2 separate regions of the Homo sapiens genome follow, and region 2 is linked to region 1. A link is an interaction called in ENCODE POLR2A ChIA-PET data of the cell type or tissue named here. Cell type or tissue: CD4-positive, alpha-beta T cell. All regions are shown on one strand. Each heading gives the region's core, and the rest is flanking DNA. Links, peaks and the distances in the headings are about the cores only. Region 1 overlaps LINC01588 (long intergenic non-protein coding RNA 1588). Region 2 overlaps LOC100506446 (a long non-coding RNA gene).

Evidence for each region. ChIA-PET counts read pairs that join two places held together with the same protein. Peaks named below come from ENCODE experiments on the same cell type or tissue, not always from the same donor. Only the 100,000 strongest peaks of a DNase experiment are listed, where the experiment ranks them.
Region 2: POLR2A ChIA-PET joins it to region 1 with 5 read pairs; 19 of 35 experiments call an interaction of 5 or more read pairs at or near these places.

Annotation. Positions count from the first base shown.
Region 1 is chr14:49,981,382-49,984,292 of GRCh38, reverse strand. It overlaps LINC01588 (long intergenic non-protein coding RNA 1588), which reads left to right. Exons shown (of 4, transcript NR_126498.1): 4 at 1,989-2,624. The region is part of intron 1 of LOC105370485 (a long non-coding RNA gene); the gene reads right to left. Among named protein-coding and RNA genes, the nearest start is that of MIR6076, 16 kb to the right of the region's middle. In CD4-positive, alpha-beta T cell, for the core only: no CTCF peak of the experiment used is centred there; DNase peaks (open chromatin) are centred at 1,412 and 1,692; H3K4me3 peaks cover 950 bases; H3K27ac peaks cover 1,379 bases.
Region 2 is chr14:49,921,541-49,924,451 of GRCh38, reverse strand. The region is part of intron 5 of LOC100506446 (a long non-coding RNA gene); the gene reads left to right. Among named protein-coding and RNA genes, the nearest start is that of ARF6, 30 kb to the right of the region's middle. RefSeq lists an enhancer at 466-967. In CD4-positive, alpha-beta T cell, for the core only: no CTCF peak of the experiment used is centred there; no DNase peak of the experiment used is centred there.

The DNA.
Region 1 (2,911 bases), core at 180-2,679:
CAGGCGGATCACGAGGTCCAGGAATCAAGACCATCCTGGCTAACACAGTGAAACCCCGTATCTACTAAAAATGCAAAAAATTAGCCAAGTGTGGTGGCATGTGCCTGTAATCCCAGCTACGCAGGAGGCTGAGGTAGGAGAATTGCTTGAACCTGGGAGGCGGAGGTTGCAGTGAGCCGAGATTGCACCATTGCACTCCAGCCTGGGCGACTGAGTGAGACTCCATCAAAAGAAGGAAAGAAAGAGAGAAAGAGAGGAAAGAAGGAAGGAAGGGAGGGAGGGAGGGAGGAAGGGAAGGAGCGAGCCAGGTACAAAAGGACAAATATTGTGTGATTCAATTTATGTGAGGTATCTAGAGCAGGCAAATTCATAGAGGCAGAAAGTAGAATGGTGGTTACCAGGAGATAAGGCATGAGAGAATAGGGAATTATTGCTTATTGGGTACAGAGTTTCTGTTTGGGATGATGCAAAAATCCTGGAAATAGATAATGGTGACAGTTGGGCAATATTAAGTGAATTGTGAATGTACTTAAGGCCACTGAATTGTACACTTAAAAATGGCTGGTCAGGCACGGTGGCTCATGCCTGTAATCCCAGCACTTTGGGAGGCCGAGGTGGGCAGACCACGGGGACAGGAATTCGAGACCAGCCTAGCCAATATGGTGAAACCCTGTCTCTATTAAAAATACAAAAATTAGCTGGATGTGGTGGCAGGTGCCTGTAGTCCCAGCTGCTCAGGAGGCTGAGGCAGTAGAATATCTTGAACCCAGGAAGCAGGGGTTGCAGTGAGCCAAGGTCGTGCCACTGCACTCCAGCCTGGGCAACAGAGCAAGACTTCGTCTCCAAAAAAAAAAAAAAAAAAAAGTTAAAATGGGCCGGATGCAGTGGCAGTGGCCACACCTATAAACCCAGCACTTTGGGAGGCTGAGGCGGGCAGATCACCTGAGGTTGGGAGTTCAAGACCAGCCTGGCCAACATGGCGAAACCCCATCTCTACTAAAAATACAAAAATTAGCTGGGCGTGGTGGCCATGCCTATAATCCCAGCTACTTGGAAGCCTGAGGCACGAGAATCTCTTGAACCCCGGGAGACAGAGGTTGCAGTGAGCCGAGATCATGCCACTGCACTCCAGCCTGGGCAACAGAGTAAGACTCTGTCTCAAAAAAAAAAAAAAAAAAAAAAAAAAGCTAAAATGGTAACTTATATTACATATGTTTTACAACAATTTTTAAAAATCTATGAAACAAATGAAACCAAAAAAGTGGGTTTTGTTTGTTTGTGTTAGGAAGAAAAAATAGAACAGTTTGTAAATTTTGTTTGTGGGTTTTGTTTTGTCTTTGCTTTCTTTAATCCCAACCTGCCCATGCCGTGTAGCGGGGTGACTAAGACCCCCCCATGAAATTACAGAAGGCTTTCGGGCTGCGGGTTTGGGTGGCTTTGTGCCTCAGGAGATCCTACGTCATTTAGAAAGATTTCTACTTTGGCAATTTTGTTCCAATTCTTCAACTCTCAGGAATGTGTAGCATGGAAGCTTCCCCCCACTGCCCCCCAAGCCTATGTTGGGTCAGAATTTGTTTGTGAAAATATTATTTTAGGATTCCTTCCACTTCTGTCATCTGCTTATTTTCCTTCCTGCATATTTCATAACGTAGCAGAGCGATTTCTGATTCAGCAGTTAAAATAGTCTGTGCATTCGTTATCACTTCCTTGTGACCCACTTTATGCACAATTACTCATTTCGTCATTGAAAGTTTAGATTTCAAAAAAAAAAAATTCTGGGACTAAAGTATGTGTCTACGGAGAAAAGGAGGGGAAGAGATATTGACTGAATATCTATTCTAGCACTCAAAGGAACCCCAAGGGTGGGCACTGTGGATCAACCCTGAGGTTTCCCATCTCACCGCTCTTCTCTCAAATTATATCCTCTTCAGTTGTTCCACACTCTTAACCCCACCTTTACACTCTCCTTACTCTCATTTTCTTCCTAGGAAATACCTCTGTACACTCACCAGACACTGGCTGCTGGTTGTCACGGTGCTAAGAGCTGTGGGAAACATGAAGAGCAATGAGACCAGGTCCCTGCTCTGAGGAGACGTGTGCCAGCGAAGTTTCTCTCCCACGTGAGTGTGCTACAAGAAAATCTGAACCCGAGAATCTGATTCAGTAGGTCTGCACTTTCTCCACTTTGCCAGATAATTCTGATTGAGACCGTCAAGGCTGTGACTAGTGGGGAGGCAGTAGAGTATTTTCTGTGCTAGACTGAGGCAGCCCTGAAGCACTGCGCAAGCACATGGAAAAGAGAAACGAGATTGGGCCGGGCACGGTGGCTCATGCCTGGAATCTTTGGGAGGCCACGGATCACTTGAGGACAGGGGTTTGAGACCAGCTTGGCCAACATGGTGAAACCTTGTCCCTACTAAAAATACAAAAATTAGCAGGGAGTGGTGGTGCACACCTGTAATCCCAGCTACTCTGGAGGCTGAGGCAAAAGAATCGCTTGAACCCGGGAGGTGGAGGTTGCAGTGAGCTGAGATTGGACCACTGCCCTCCAGCCTGGGTGATAGAGTGAGACTCCATCTCTAAATAAATAAATACAAATAAAAGAAAGACAAGATTGGTCTAACAGATGATGGAAGGCTTCATGGAAGGGGAAATTAAGCAGATGGGAGGCCCAGCAGGCACTGTACCTGCTGCTGCTCAGCACTGGATGTGAGGGCAAGACTTTGAGTCACATTCCTCCCCATACCCCAGGGCCTTTAGAGCATATGTAGAGGACAGGAAACTTGGGACAAGGGGGTACACTCACTTCTGAGACGGTCCAGATGGATGATACCTTATCCTGGGGTACCTGCTGCACAGAGTTCCAGTTCCAGACTAACCTGCTAGCAGAGGTCCCTGCTAAGGTCCCTGG
Region 2 (2,911 bases), core at 174-2,673, 60 kb after region 1:
CAACAGAACAGAACAGGAATGAGGGAGTGTGCCTTTTTTTTTTTTTTTCTTTTGAGACATGGTGCTGCTCTGTTGAGCAGGCTGGAGTGCAGTGGCATGATCTCAACTCACTGCAGCCTTGAGCTCTCAGGCTCAAGTGACCCTCCCACCCTAGCCTCCCAAGTAGCTAGGACCACAGGCTTGTGCCATCACAACTGGCTAATTTTTGAATTTTGGAGAGATGGGGTCTCCCTGTGTTGCCCAGGTCTTGAACTCCTGGGCTCAAGCAATCCTCCTGCCTCGGCCTTCCAAAGTGCTGAGATTGCAGGCATGAGCTACCATGCTTGGCCAAGGGTGTGTGACCTCTGATGCTGGATTATAAAAGGCATTGCAGCTTCTGCTGTGCTCTCTTCGCTTGCTCACTCTGAGGAAAGCTAGCAGCCATCCTGTGAGGACAGTCAAGCAGTTCTGTACAGAGGCCCATGTGGAGAAAAACAGGCATCCTGCCATCAATCAGCAGCAACCTGCCAATCATGAAAGTGAGCCACTGTCCGGTACGTACCTGTAGTCCCATCTACTCAGGAGGCTGAGGTGGGCAGATCACCTGAGCCTGGGAGGTGGAGGTTACAGTGAACCGTGATCACACCACTGCACTCCAGCCTGGGCTACAGAGTGAGACCCTGTCTCAAAAAAAGAGAGAGAGAGAAAGAAAAGAAAGAAGAAAGAAAAGAGAAAAGAAAACAAAGAAAAGAAAAGAAAAAGGAAGGGAGGAAGGGAGGAAGGGAAGGAAGGGAAGGAAGAGAAAGAAGCCACACTGTGGAAGTGTATCCTCCAGCCACAGTCAGGCCTTTGGATGACAGAAAGAAAAAAGAAAGAAAAAGGAAGGAAGGAAGGGAGGAAGGGAGGAAGGGAGGGAGTGGGGGAGGTCAGCCATTGTGGAAGTGGATCCTGCAGCCCCAGTGAAGCCTTTGGATGACTACAGCCCTGACAGCTGATAGCAAGCTCAGAGGAGACTCCAAGACAGAATTACCTAGCCAAGATGCTCCTGAATTCTTGAACTGCAGAAAACATGAGAGAGAAGAAATTATTATCATTTAAGCCATGACATTTCGGGCATTAGATTATAAATATATCAGAATTTTTGTTATATGAGTTTATGCCAGTGCTGGGTAATTTTTTATTAACTGATAAACTACTCAGGAAATTTGAGAAAAAAAAAAGACAGCTATAAAAATTTTATGTGACTAAAGGAGTTCTTTGAAAAAAAATCTGTCTTTTGATCCATCTTAAAAACTGTAGCTAAGACAATATCTAATACAAAATGAGGTTTAATTTCTATACTAAGTTAAGAAGCAGAATGGGAAAAAATGAACCACATCTCATGAAACCTAAACTCTAGCCTTAGCTCTATCATTATTTGCCTGTGACACTTGGCAAATCAACTTGCTGCAGATCCTTTTTTTTTTTTCCTTTGAATGATGAGAGAACTAGACTAGATGATTTCTGTATCTCCCTTTAACTCCTAAATTCTGACCCTAAGAGCTATGACATCATTGGTGCTATTTTTCAGGGCTCTTGATAATGTTTAAAGAGAAAATTTTGCCTATAAAATTAGCATAATAATACTCAATACTGGAAAAAATGCAAGGAGACTGGCACTCACACACTGATGTTGGAACATAAACTGATTTAATCCCCTCAGAAAGCAATTTGGTATTATGTCAAGTCTTTTTACTTTTTTTCTTTTTTTTTTTTTTTTGAGACAGGGTGTCACTCTGTTGTCCATGCTGGGGTGCAGTGGCACAATCATGGCTCACTGCAGCCTCGACCTCCCAGGCTCAAGCAAGCCTGCCACCTCAGCCTCCTGGACGGCTGAGACTACAGGCACAGACACGTGCCCCCCACCCAGATAATTTTTTTTTTTTTTGAGATGGAGTTTTGCTCTTGTTGCCCAGGCTAGAGTGCAATGGCATGATCTCGGCTCACTGCAACCTCCGCCTCCTGGGTTCAAGCGATTCTCCTGCCTCAGCCTCTCAAGTAGCTTAGATTATGGGCGTGTGCCACCATGCCTGGCTAATTTTGTATTTTTAGTAGAGATGAGGTTTCACCATGTTGGTCAAGCTGGTCTTGAACTGCTGACCTCAAGTTATCCACCCGCTTCGGCCTCCCAAAGTGCTGGGGTTACAGGCGTGAGCCACCGTGCCCAGCCAGGATAATTATTTGATGCTTTCTTGAGATGGGGTCTCACTATGTGGCCCAGGCTGGTCTGAAACTCCTGAGCTCAAGTGATCCTCCTGCCTCAGCTTCCCAAAGTGCTGGGATTACAGGAATCAGCCACTGCACCCGGCTATCAACAGTCTTTTTTAAGTCAATATCGTAATACAAAAGAATGGTATTGTAATCTTAAAGGTGGAACATATAGTATCATTACAAGTTACATTTCTAAAGAGTTTATAACATAGGGAAATACATTTTCATGCTAAGAGAAAATTGAAAAAGAATAAAAATATCTATACTAGTAGTTTTCATTGGGTAGTGAATCTGGAGATTATTTTCTTCTCCACTCCAGTTGTTTTTATATTTTTCCAATTTTTCATAAAGACCATGGCTCACTTTTATAATTATAAAGGCTTAATGTGAGGTTAGTTAGAGAAGTTAAAATTCAGACAGGAAAATTCAAGAGAATAAAAAAAATTAAGGAAAAAAGTTAAAGAGGATGACTATAGGTAGGCTAACTAAGCCCAGAGTCTACGGAGGGTATCTTGGGGGTTGGTCAGAAAAAGATGTTGGCAGTAAGATAGGTTAGTGAAAGGAGAGGCAGTTGGTGAGGCTATGACTTGGAAAATTGGATTAGGAAATAAGCAAACATATATGGCACAAACCCAAGAGGAATAGAGTATAAACTCTATTCCTAGAAATAGTCCTAGAGTCC